2 separate regions of the Homo sapiens genome follow, and region 1 is linked to region 2. A link is a contact called in ENCODE Hi-C or POLR2A ChIA-PET data. All regions are on one chromosome and are shown on one strand. The core of a region is the stretch at or near the end of the contact, and the rest is flanking DNA. Distances in the headings are between cores, read along the strand shown.

What was found. Hi-C counts contacts between places; a loop is a spot of excess contacts on that map. ChIA-PET counts read pairs that join two places held with the same protein, here RNA polymerase II (POLR2A). Pooled maps may share reads with other maps.
Region 1: a loop to region 2 is called in a map of CD8-positive, alpha-beta T cell, with 10 times the contacts of the local background. The contact joins the promoter of RBSN here to the promoter of SLC6A6 in region 2. A Hi-C loop is called at or near these places in 2 of 168 maps with a recorded cell type or tissue (CD4-positive, alpha-beta memory T cell and CD8-positive, alpha-beta T cell) and 9 of 50 pooled maps. POLR2A ChIA-PET finds 5 or more read pairs at or near these places in 2 of 52 experiments (activated CD4-positive, alpha-beta T cell and activated CD4-positive, alpha-beta memory T cell).

Annotation. Positions count from the first base shown.
Region 1 is chr3:15,096,553-15,101,882 of GRCh38, reverse strand. RBSN (rabenosyn, RAB effector) reads left to right here and starts at 2,735. Exons shown (of 14, transcript NM_022340.4): 1 at 2,735-2,848; 2 at 3,609-3,764; 3 at 5,173-5,330. RefSeq lists enhancers at 2,648-2,777, 2,666-3,530 and a silencer at 3,868-3,947.
Region 2 is chr3:14,399,466-14,405,636 of GRCh38, reverse strand. It overlaps SLC6A6 (solute carrier family 6 member 6), which reads right to left and starts at 3,031. Exons shown (of 15, transcript NM_003043.6): 1 at 2,790-3,031. LOC105376959 (a long non-coding RNA gene) reads left to right here and starts at 3,230. Exons shown (of 8, transcript XR_007095825.1): 1 at 3,230-4,976. RefSeq lists enhancers at 1,848-1,927, 1,998-2,057, 3,378-3,547, 3,558-3,607 and a silencer at 2,708-3,237.

The DNA of each region.
Region 1 (5,330 bases), core at 1,486-3,985, 700 kb before region 2:
CCTCTCACACCAGAGCATCTGTGTGCACGTGCACATTTCTGTTTTGAACTAATTGGCTTACATCCCCTCTCTATGCCCAGTACAGGAGTGGTGCCTGGAGGAAGCTGAGGAGGTACAGGAAGTCTATCAGCACTTCACAGAGGAAGGAAAAGTGGGGATTGTGAAAGCCTCAAGGCAAGGTGACTCTGGGTTCAAGGCTCACCAGCTGGTGACCCTGGGCAAGTCACCTAACCTCTCTGTGCCTCAGCTTCCCTTCTATAGAATGGGAATATTATTACATTTTGTATAGTTTGTACATCATTGGGTTGTGTGAGAATGAAATGAGTTAAGATATGGAAAGCACATAGAACAGTGTCTGGCATGTGCAAATCCCTCAGTAAATATTAGTCATTTTTATTATTATCAAACTGGAAATAGTCATAGAGTTGCCTAAAGGATTAAAGAAAGTACTTTTGATGAAGTGTGAAGCATATAGGAAGGTCTTTGTCATTATCATTAACAGTATCGGCCAGGCGCGGTGGCTCACGCCTGTAATCCGAGCACTTTGGGAGGCCGAGGCGGATGGATCACGAGGTCAGGAGATTGAGACCATCCTGGCTAACACAGTGAAACCCTGTCCCTACTAAAAATACAAAAAATTAGCCGGGCGTGGTGGCGGGTGCCTGTAGTCCCAGCTACTCGGGAGGCTGAGGCAGGAGAATGGCATAAACCTGGGAGGCGGAGCTTGCAGTGAGCTGAGATCACGCCACTGCACTCCAGCCTGGGGGACAGAGTGAGACTCTGCCTCAAAAAAAAAAAAAAAAAAAAAAGAAAAAAGAAAAAAAAGAAACAATATCAAGAGCAGTGCCCAATCCACTGTGATTTCCAGAATTAACTTACAAGTTGAGGCCACATAGCTATTGCTTTTTTGAGCAAATGAAATGATGAATATGATATTTTTTTCTTTTCTTTTCTTTCTTTTTTTTTTTTTTTTTTGAGGTGGAGTTTCACTTTGTTGCCCAGGCTGGAGTGCAGTGGGACAATCTTGGCTCCCTGCAAACTCTGCCTCCTGGGTTCAAGCAATTCTTCTGCCTCAACCTCCTGAGTAGCTGGGATTACAGGCGAGCGACACCACACTCGACTAATGTTTTATATGTTTGGTAGAGACAGAGTTTCACCATGTTGGCCAGGCTGGTCTTGAACTCCTGACCTCAAGTTATCTGCCCACCTCGGCCTCCCAAAGTGCTGGGATTACAGGCGTGAGCCACCGCGCCCGACCAAATATGTTTTTTGTAAATGATAAAATGACAAGCAAAAATCATGATGGTTTAATAAACGTTCATTGCCCTACCCAAAACATAGTCCTGCCTGTAAGTGTGGCTCGTTTTGGGACCTCGGTGGCTTCAGACTTTCAAAAGGGTGGTTTTACTCCCAAAGTCCTGGCTTTTGGGACCTAAGGCAGAAGCTAGTGATGGAGACGGGGAGCTTGGCATGTTGCTTTGCTTCTGACAGGTTAGGAAGCCTCTTCCTTGTCTCCATCAGTAAACAAAGGGAAGTCATTATTCGCTCCTGCAGATGTTGTAACGTTAAAAAAAAATTGGCCATCAGATTGAGAGAAAAGGCTAAGTCACTGGAGCCAATTTCTTTTGTACAGATGAGAGAACTCAGGCGAAGAAAGGGGAAAGGACCTGCTCAAAGCCACAAAGTAACGTACAGCCAGGGCTAGAACCCAGATCTCTAGACCCCTAGTTCACTGCCCTTTCACTGGTGATTGCTTTCCAAAAACTCAATGCTCTCCAAGTCCGGAGCCCCATGTCCTTAAATGGAAGGTGATGGAGGCTCAGTGCTCCTGTCCAGAGACCAGGTGGGGAAGACTTTTTGGAGGCAGGGAAAGTGAGATGGGCAAAGCCAATATGCAGGACACCCTCCTACCTACCTACCTACCGTGCAATTACCTCAATCTTCACAACACTGTGAAGCGGAGACTATCATTATCATCCCCATTTTACTTCTGTAAAAGGGGGCCAGTAACACTGCAGGGATGTAAACGGAGGCCCAGGATCGTCCCATCGTCCCATCGTTCTCTGCAGCTCTTGCTCCTAGAGGCTGGCTATTGCTAAGGTCCAGAACGTGTGCAGGGCACAAAGCAAATAGGTCTCCGGGACTGGGATGAGGTTTTGCCTCTCTATACCCCGTGGTACCCAGCACAGCGTAGGCACGGGGTAGGTCCTGGCTGATCAATCGTCCTGCCTTTTGAAAATGCCATCTTTTCCACAGGCTTGGCCATGCTGTACACCCCGGGATACACCTTCTCATACCAAGTCTCCACTCTCATGTGGTTCTATTCTTGGACTTTCCATCGCCTCCACGTCCCCTGAATATTTTTTCTGTCTCTAGCTCTCAGGAACTTTGATTCCTTGGCTGCCTTATTCTTTGTGCACTTTGGTCAAGAGCCAAAGATCTACTGGTCTCAGCTTTCCCACCTGTACAAGGCGGTGCAGAGCCATTGGCTGGCTTTGACGCGCTATTAGTTCGAATTCGGGACGTAAGAACCGCACAAAATTACCGAGCCCCACTTTCTCTCCGCTCCCCACCATCCCCTCCCTCGTTCGGAAAGCGCCTGCGCAGAAGCCGCCGGCCCGCCCTCCACTATTCGAATCCGTATCCGCCCTTTTCGCGCCCTCGAAGACTCGGCGCTCGACAGGCGTCTACCAGCTTGTCTTCCGGTTTCGTCGCCGCCGCAGGCGCACCTGCCGAGTTCCGAGCGACCGATGGAGATGGCGGCTGCGGCTGAGTGACGGACGGTGGAGGCCCAGAGCCCGGGCCTGAAGGGGGGGACAAACCTGGGTGCCCGCAGGAGCCCGGCAGGGTACATACAGAGGGTCAGGCCCAGTCTGGGGGGCGGGGACACGACTCCTCCAGAACGGAGACGGGCGGGCCGTGTGTGGTTGTGGTGGGTGTGACGTGAGAGGTGGGAGATGGGGCTTTCAGGCCGTGCGTTTCGCTTGTGTGTGCCTTTGATGATTGGGCTCTGTGTGGTTGTGCGGTTACGCGGGGCGTATACACTTGGGTTTGGTTGTGCAGCTGTGGGTGGAGTGGGTGGGTGCTTGTCTCCCGAGCGGTTGTGTTTGATTCTCTGGTTGTGTAAAGCTGAAGCGTTTGTATTCTGAGTTCGTGTGGAGATGTTCGGAGTGTTTTGTGTGGTGTCTGTGCGATGTGTGACGTTGTCATGTCTGCTTCACGGGATTGAGTCGTTCGTGTTGTGTGTGGTCATGCGATGTGTGTATAATCATGTTAGTTATGTGGGTTGTGGTTGCGATCGTGAGGCCGGGTTGAGTGCGGCTGTGGGATGTGTCGTCGATGCGGCATGTGGCGGGGTGACATTCATGCTGGATGTACGGCTGCAGAACATGTAGCTATATTTATTTTTTTTATTTTTATTTTTTTTACTTTTTACGTGATTTAGAGTGCGAGGGGCTTGCTTATGTGTTCAGTTATGGTTGTGGGGTCCAATTCGGTGGTTGTGTTAGATTTCTTTATGGTGTATGCTTAGTTATATGATTTTGGAGTTCATTCATTTCTTCGTTCATTCATGGAGCTTTATTGTGCTGCTTCATTGTGTGTGCCAGGTACTGTGCTAAACCCTGGGGAGACGGCGAAGTGGAAAACATATAGAGTCTGTGCCCTCCCAGATTTTACAGTCTTACTTGGTCACTTCACGTATGTACCTGCGGTTATAAATTGAGATGAGTGCTGTGAAGGAGAAGTCCATTCTGATGCTCTGAGTAAGAGGCATTTCTTTTGAGGAAGTGAGGTTTGGGTTTGGGCTGAGGCGTGAAGGGTGGTTGTGTGGCATGGATGTGGTGGGCTTTGTGTTATTTGTGGTCGTTAGGGGTGAGTGCATGGGAAGAAAGGGAGCTGTCAGAGTCAGCATCAGATGAACCACTGGCTGGGGAGGGAACAGGCCAGACCTAGGGCTGCTATATTCCAGTGGAAAAGTTATGAAGTCACTGGGTTTCTTAACTAGAGGGAAAAAATAGGGACCTGGTGTCTCATTTGTTTATTTTCTGAGTTGCTGCCACCCTTCAGCTTTGAGGACCAGGCAGTCCCTCCTCGGTGGTCTTCTACAGTCCATCCAAAGCTGAGGGTCACACATCTCCCCTCACTATATACTGTGGCTTGTATCCCCAGGTTCTTGGGGAGAAATTTCTCTGCTTTTGTGGAATGGTTTTGTCTCAATTTCTCTTGTGACTGGGTGTCTTGATGAGGTGACATTGGAAGTGACTTTGCCATGAGCCAGTAAGAAAGAGAATGTAACTTATTAAGCCCTGAAGTGTTTAGGCCCCAAATCAATTTATTTATTTATTTATTTATTTATTTACTTTTTTGAGATGGAGTTTCGCTCTTGTTGCCCAGGCTGGAGTGCAATGGCATGATCTCGGCTCACTGCAACTTCCGCCTCCTGGGTTCAAGCAGTTCTCCTGCCTCAGTACCCCCACTAGCTGGGATTACAGGCGCCTACCACCACACCCGGCAAATTTTTGTATTTTTAGTAGAGATAGGGTTTCACCATATTGGCCAGGCTGGTCTCGAACTCCTGACCTCAGGTGATCCGCCTGCCTTGGCCTCCCAAAGTGCTGGGATTACAGGCTTGAGCCACCATGCCTGGCCAGCCTTTTATTTTTGAAGCAGTGAGAACATCAGGTTTGCTACTTAACTGTCACTTAATGGCTTATAAGATCTGTCAGGGTGCAGTGGCTCACATCTGTAATCTCAGCAGTTTGGGGGGGCTCAGGCAGGAGGATTGCCTGAGGCCAGGAGTTAGAGACCTGCCTGGGAAACATAGCAAGAACCTGTCTCTATAAATAATTTAAAAACTAGCTGGGTGTGGTGGCATACTCCTGTAGTCCCAGCTTCTTAGGAGGCTGAGGCAGGAGGATCACTTGAACCGAGAAGGTCGAGGCTGTTGTGAGCAATTATAGCTCACTGGGTGACAGAGCAAGATGCTGTCTCTTAAAAAGGAAAATATAGTACGCCCATTAGAGATAAGTGCTCTACAAATATAAAATAGATTTTTTCTTTTTGACTAGTAGGTTTCTATTGTTTCTCTTTAACTGATGTTAGGATTTTTGATTTTTTGTATGTTTTTATGGCAGATACTATATCTTTTTCATCTTTGCATTTCTAACACAGGTGTCTTACAAGTATCAAGAACTTACTATATGTGGTTGAATAAACAATCAAGGTAAAGAGCATCAAGTAAAAACTTCTGCTTGTTGATAAGTACTTCAGACATTCCCCCAGTGGCTGAAGTGGCATATGAATTATGAAGTTGGATCATTTGGAATGAA
Region 2 (6,171 bases), core at 1,782-4,281:
TGCAGCCCCAAAGAATCTGACTCTTGCTCATGACCTTCTGCAGAAGTGGGGAATCAGCATGTACCTGCCAGGGTGGCCCTGGGATTTCAGGCCAACCCCAATTCCCAGGCAGACCCCCTCTGGCTGCAGCTAAGCTGCATTCTGGGGAGCCCTTATAATTTACTTCTCAGCTTTTTCTATATACGGGAATGTGTTCAATGACTCACAAGTTTCTTATCATTCAGGACTTTTGGAAAGACTTTCAGAGAAGTACACCTCCCAAATCCTTTGACAAACTGACAGGCGGACAAGTTCAGGTTAGAAAACAGAGTCCCCAGAGCCCGGACTGCCTTGTGGAGGGCTGACCCCTGCAGCAGAATGGGTAGCAGGGCTCAGGGGAAGGCACAAGGAAGGGAGAATGAGTAACTAGGGACAGAAGCAAGGTGCAAATGGGTCCCATAGGCTCACTTTCCTGCCCTAAGGACTGGGACACCTTTGTTCCTCATTTTCCCCAGGCCCCGGTTCAATTTCAACTCCCGAGGATATCAGTGACCAAAGCCCCATGGGGCCAAAACTCACAGCTGAGCTAGGGAAAACCTTTTGAAACTTAATTTTGTCCAGTCAAGGCAAAGTCCCTTAGGTGGCTCTCAGTTTGTCCATCTATAAAATGGGTACTGCTCACCAGGCCTCCAGACTCTGAAAAGCAGATGTGGTCCAATCACCACAGGTTGAGGTGACGGGAAGGAGGCAGGGGAGGATGATTGCAGCTGAGCCATGGGTTAGTACAAGGGTGTCCCCAAAGGACAAAGCCTCCAGAATGCACCTTGGCCCTTGCCATACACCACAGTGACCCAGGACCTCGTGACACCCTCTAATCAGCAGCTCTACAGCCGAGCCCGGCTTTACAGCTTACTACAAGCTTATTCAGCCTCATCTCCCTCAATCCCCTCAAGGACGTAGTGAGGCCGGCACTGGTGTCCTTGCTGCCCAGGCAGCCAAGCCGAGGCTCAAAGAAACCAAGGGAATCAACCAAGGTCACCCACCCATTAAAACAAAGCATAGGACTTAAATCAGTTCCCTGGGGACAAGCTCCTACCTCTGGTCCCTGGTTTACTCTATAACCAGTCTGCCCCACCCATTTTACAGGTAAGGAAACTGAGGCAGAAAAAGGGTTGCCCAAGGTCAACTGGGGGCTGAGCCAGGCCTAACACCTCCCACCATTCTACCAGTCCCACCCTGTTGGGGGTTCTTAGCCGTGCTAGGCCCCCTTTGGATCCTCTCCAACACCATCTTGATGAAATTCCTCCCCCACCCCACCTCCTCATGCCCACCCCACAATCCCTGGGTGACTCCCTGGTCGAGAGGGAGGCAGGTGGTTGCTAAGCACTCACCCGCTCTCTCTCTCATAAAAATAAACTCCTTCTGGCTAGGAGACTCTGGACAAGATCCCCTCCCTTCTAGCCAACAAAAAATTAAAAAGAAATTTTAAAAAGATCTCCTCAGTGACATTTACTTGAACGTCAGCTGTGCCAAAGCGGGGGCCAATTTAGTGAAGTCCAAATGGAGCCATGCGCCAGTAAACCTCAGCCCGAAGACCCTCCATTCAAGTGTCTGGGCAATTACTGAGCTGATTTATTTCCCCAGACAGGAAACGGGGGCCCAGGCTGCCTCCCAAGCTTTTGGGGCTGGTCCTGGGGATGCCGGGATCTGGCAGAGGCCCAACAGTGACCAAAATAGCCAGGCCGGTGGCCCTACCCGGCACACACCTCCCTGCCTGGGAGAGCTGCCCACAGGTCTCCTCTCCAGTCCAGGCTGAAGTCCAGGCTGAAGCTTTGAGGCTGTAGGAGGAGGTCCCTGGAATTCTCTCTGTGTGGCTTCCCTAGTGGGAGGGGGACGAGAATCTCCTACTCAAAAGAGGAACCCACAGAAGGAAGAGAAATAGTCTGGAGGGGGAAGTGTCCTGCTGGCCCTGCCGGCTGTCCACTACCCCTTGGCTGCCCCTCCGGGCCTTGGTCCCACCACTCAGGACTGCTGGACGCTGGCGCTGCCACCTGCACACCACCTATGGAGTGCATGCACCTATGGAGCCACGCTGCCCTATCACCTCTCCCCACTCAGCGCCGGCCCTGGAGAACCAGCTCTGGCCATTGGACCCTCTAGGCACCAGGGACACCCTCTTGGGTACAGCCGAGGACACACGAGTGCCCACAACCAGGGACCTGGAGACACAACCACACTCAGGGACACGCACGTGCACCTAGCCAGGGCCTGGAAGACGCAGCCCCCCACACACAGATTCATGCAGACACAAACGGGGACACACAAGAGCACACATCCAAAGACAGCACACTCAGGTATCACACACAGAGAGGCACACACACACAGCCCAGCACGCAGAGAATAACAGACATGCACCGGAACACACATGTGCACGCTGCTGGGGACACGGTGAAACAGTCACCCTCAGAAACACAGACACAGGGATACGGAGGCACATGTAGGCATCCTGACGGAGACAGGCACACAGATATGCCACACACACACACACACACACACACACACACACACACACACACACACTCTCCTGCCGCCCGCACCAAGAGCCGGAGCCCTTTTGCCGGGGAAACAATAACAGCCCCGCCAGCGGGACTGAGCAGGCGACTCTCGGTCCCTTCCGCGGTGGTGAAAGGGGCGCCGGATGGGCGCACGCGGAGGGGAGGAGGCCGGGACTGCGGCGACGCGGGGATGGGGAGGGGCTGCAGACGGCGGGCAGCGCCGGCTGCGCGCCCAGCTCCCGGTCCCTCCGGTACCTGGGGTGGCTGCGGCGCCGCCCGCGCTCTGCTCGGCTGTGCCGGGTTCCGCCGGCCGGGGGCTGCCTGCCCGCTCGCTCTCTGACCCGCTGGGTGAACGCTCCGCACTCCCTCTTGGCGCAGCTTGTCCTCTGGGCTTGCGGTCCTCGGGGCTCGGCGTTGGCGGCGGCGCGAAGGAAGCGGTAATTTATAAGCGGCTTCTTCCTGACCTCGCGTGTCTGTTGTCTGAGCAGGCAGCTCTCAGCATCACCCATCCTGCTGGGTGGAAAAATACCAGCTCGGCCGGGCCGGGGGCGGGGCCGGGGCGGGGCCGGGGCTTCCAGCCCCGCCCCAAGTGCGGACACACGCGCGCACACATACACATGCACACACATACACGCAAACACGCACGCGCGCATGGGCTCGGACACACAAAGAACCCGGGCTCGCCGAGCGCGCGCGCACACCCTCATGCCGCGCGGCGAACGTTCGTTGCCAGGTGCGGCAGCCCGCCCTGGGCGCCTCCTGCCTGCGGAAGAAGAGCAGGACAGACCCGACCCGACCCGCCTAGTCCTTTCCTTCACAGCAGCCTCCAAACTCCACCGCTCGCCTCTTCCGCCAGGCTCCTAGGATGAGGCCCAGGGCTCCTGGAGCAGCCAGGTGCAAACCAGACCGGGCTCGCACTCCACTGCGTTGCCCTGGGCGATCGTCCACGTTCTGGGAGACTCGGTATGCCCCGGGAGGGTGGCCTGAGCTTGTGGTGTGAAGCCAGGTACAGAGCTCCAGAATCCTGGCCTTGCCATGGCTGTGTGACCCTGGGCAAGTGACTCAATTTCTCTGCCTCAGTGTCCTCATCTATAAAATGGAAAGGAAAATAGTAGCGCTTGTCTCCTCCGGCTGTTATGAAGATCCAAGGTTAACAGCGTAGAGAACTCGGAACGCACCCGGCATCTAGGAAGTGCCAAGCCAGTGTCAGCTAATGTGACTATTTTTAAATGGAGATGGGGAGTGTGCCATTATTCTTGTCCTTATTTGAATGAACGGGCCCTCAGGGACCATTTTCCACTGCCCCGCCCTGGCAGCATGAGAGGGAAACGCTGTGAGAACCCCGAACCCCAGCCTTCTCCTGTCCCTCTCTCTCTCTCTCTCTCTCTGCACCTGGGAGGCGGGGAGGAGAGAGCCGATCCTTCCACCATTTACACGGAGAATGAAAGAAGAAATACCGGCCAGGCGCGGTGGCTCATGCCTGTAATCCCAGCACTTTGGGAGGCCGAGGGGGCAGATCACCTGAGGTCAGGAGTTCGAGACCAGCCTGGCCAACATGGCGAAACTCCGTCTCTACTAAAAGTACAAAAATTAGCCTGGCGTGGTGCCGGGTGCCTATAATCCCAGCTACTCAGGAGGCTGAGGCAGGAGAATCCCTTGAACCCGGGAGGCGGAGGTTGCAGTGAGCCGAGATCACGCCACTGCACTCCAGCCTGGGTGACAAGAATGAGTCTCAAAAAAACAAAAAAGAAGAAGAAGAAGAAATACCACACAGGTCCGACCAAGAGCTGCCCCCACTCAGGCCAGGATCCCTGCCTGGAAGGGCTCTGCAGCCACTCTCCCTGTACAGCCCCAGGATGCTAAGGAGCATCCCGAAGTGACACTGGCTCTCCCTGGAGGCCCCTGCCATCGGACTCCAACCTGACCTTCCAGTGGGTGCTCCTCATACTGGCTCCAGCCAAGACAGACGAGGACCACTGGGCACATGCCCTTCCTTGCCTTCCTGTCACCCTTCCCACCCTTCTCTGCGGGCCCCGGGTGGCCCCTTCCTCCAGGAAGCACCTGGGGATCAGCAGTGCCTCTAGGGTCCCAGTGGCCCACGTGACATCTGCTTCTGGCCACCTGAGCACTCTCCTTTGAGTTCAGGGTCACTGTACCCTTTTATAGGTGAGCAAACGAAAGCTGAGGAAGAGGAGTGACTGGGTCTCCCACATCCCTCTGCTTCAGCTATGAGGTTCCCTCATGAACTGCAGGAATAGACGTCAAGCAAAAACTCCTCAGACGCCCTGTGCATGTGTGGTCGCACAGGGCACAAAGACTGAAGCAAAGGGGCAGGTCCTAGCGTGGGGAGGGGACTCCAGGATTGAAGTTTGAACCAAAAGGAGGCTTTGACTAAGCCACGAGCAGTGAAGCCGGCAGGAGAGGAAGCAAGTTCTAGCAGAGGTGCCTGCCGTGCGAAGGCCTGAGAGCAAGGTTGTTGGTGGCAGGGCTGAGCTTGAGGGTCTGAGAGAGTGAGCAAGGGCAGTGGCTGTGGGAGGAGGGAAGAGTTGTGTGTTCAGAGCTGCAACTTGGAAAGGCCCATGGGATCCTTTGACCTCCAGGTAGGCCAGCGGAGCCTCATGCAGGTAGTGCCAGCGCAAGACACACGAGTGAACCATCTATCCAGTTACCAGCTCCATGAGGGATGGGATCTGTTCTTTTGCCTCCATCAACTCCTGGAGTCTATCATAGGCCTGACACACAGTAGGTACTCAATAAGTGTTTGCTGCATTTATTTTAACGTACTTTTCTTTTTTTTCTTTTAAAACGGAGTTTCGCTCTTGTTGCCCAGGCTGGAGTCCAATGGCGCAATCTCAGCTCACTGTAACCTCCGCTTCCTGGGTTCAAGTGATTCTCCTGCCTCAGCCCCGCTAGTAGCTGGCATTACAGGCATGCGCCACCACGCCTGGCTAATTTTGTGTTTTTAGTAGAGATGGGGTTTCTCCATGTTGATCAGGCTGGTCTCAAACTCCCAACCTCAGGTGATCTGCCTGCCTCGGCCTCCCAAAGTGCTGAGATTACAGGCGTGAGCCACCGTGCCTGGCTTTAACTTACTTTTCTTTGGCACTTAACTATGTACCCTGCACAGTTAAATGCATTTTAATAAGTTAACCCTTTTCATCCCGACAACACCCCTATGAGATTGGTACAATTATTTCTTCCGTTTTATAGAAGGTAAAACCGAGCCACAGAGAAGTTAAGTAACTTCCCCAAGGTCACTCAGCTGGCAGATAGTAGAGCTGGAATTCAAACCTAGGCCACCTGGCTCCAGAGGTTACAATCTTGAATGAGGGGATTCTGGGTGGGCGATTGCCAGACAAAAAAACCCAGCCCCAAGGAGAGAAAGGAGGAGAAGGAGGCAAGAAGAGCCCCAACCTCAGCCCCAGGGAGAGGTGGCAGATGAGGTGGAAAAGGGATGGTCAGACCGGAGAAGGGGCCAGGAGGAGCCAATGCCAAAGCTAGAGGCATGCACAGGGTGGAGAGAGCTCAGTGCGGGAGGCCACAGACCCTAGCTCCACCTCAGCCCTGTGGCTTCCCAGTTGTGTGACTTGGGCCTGCAGGCCTGCTCTCTGAGCCTCAGTTTCCTCATTGTAATATG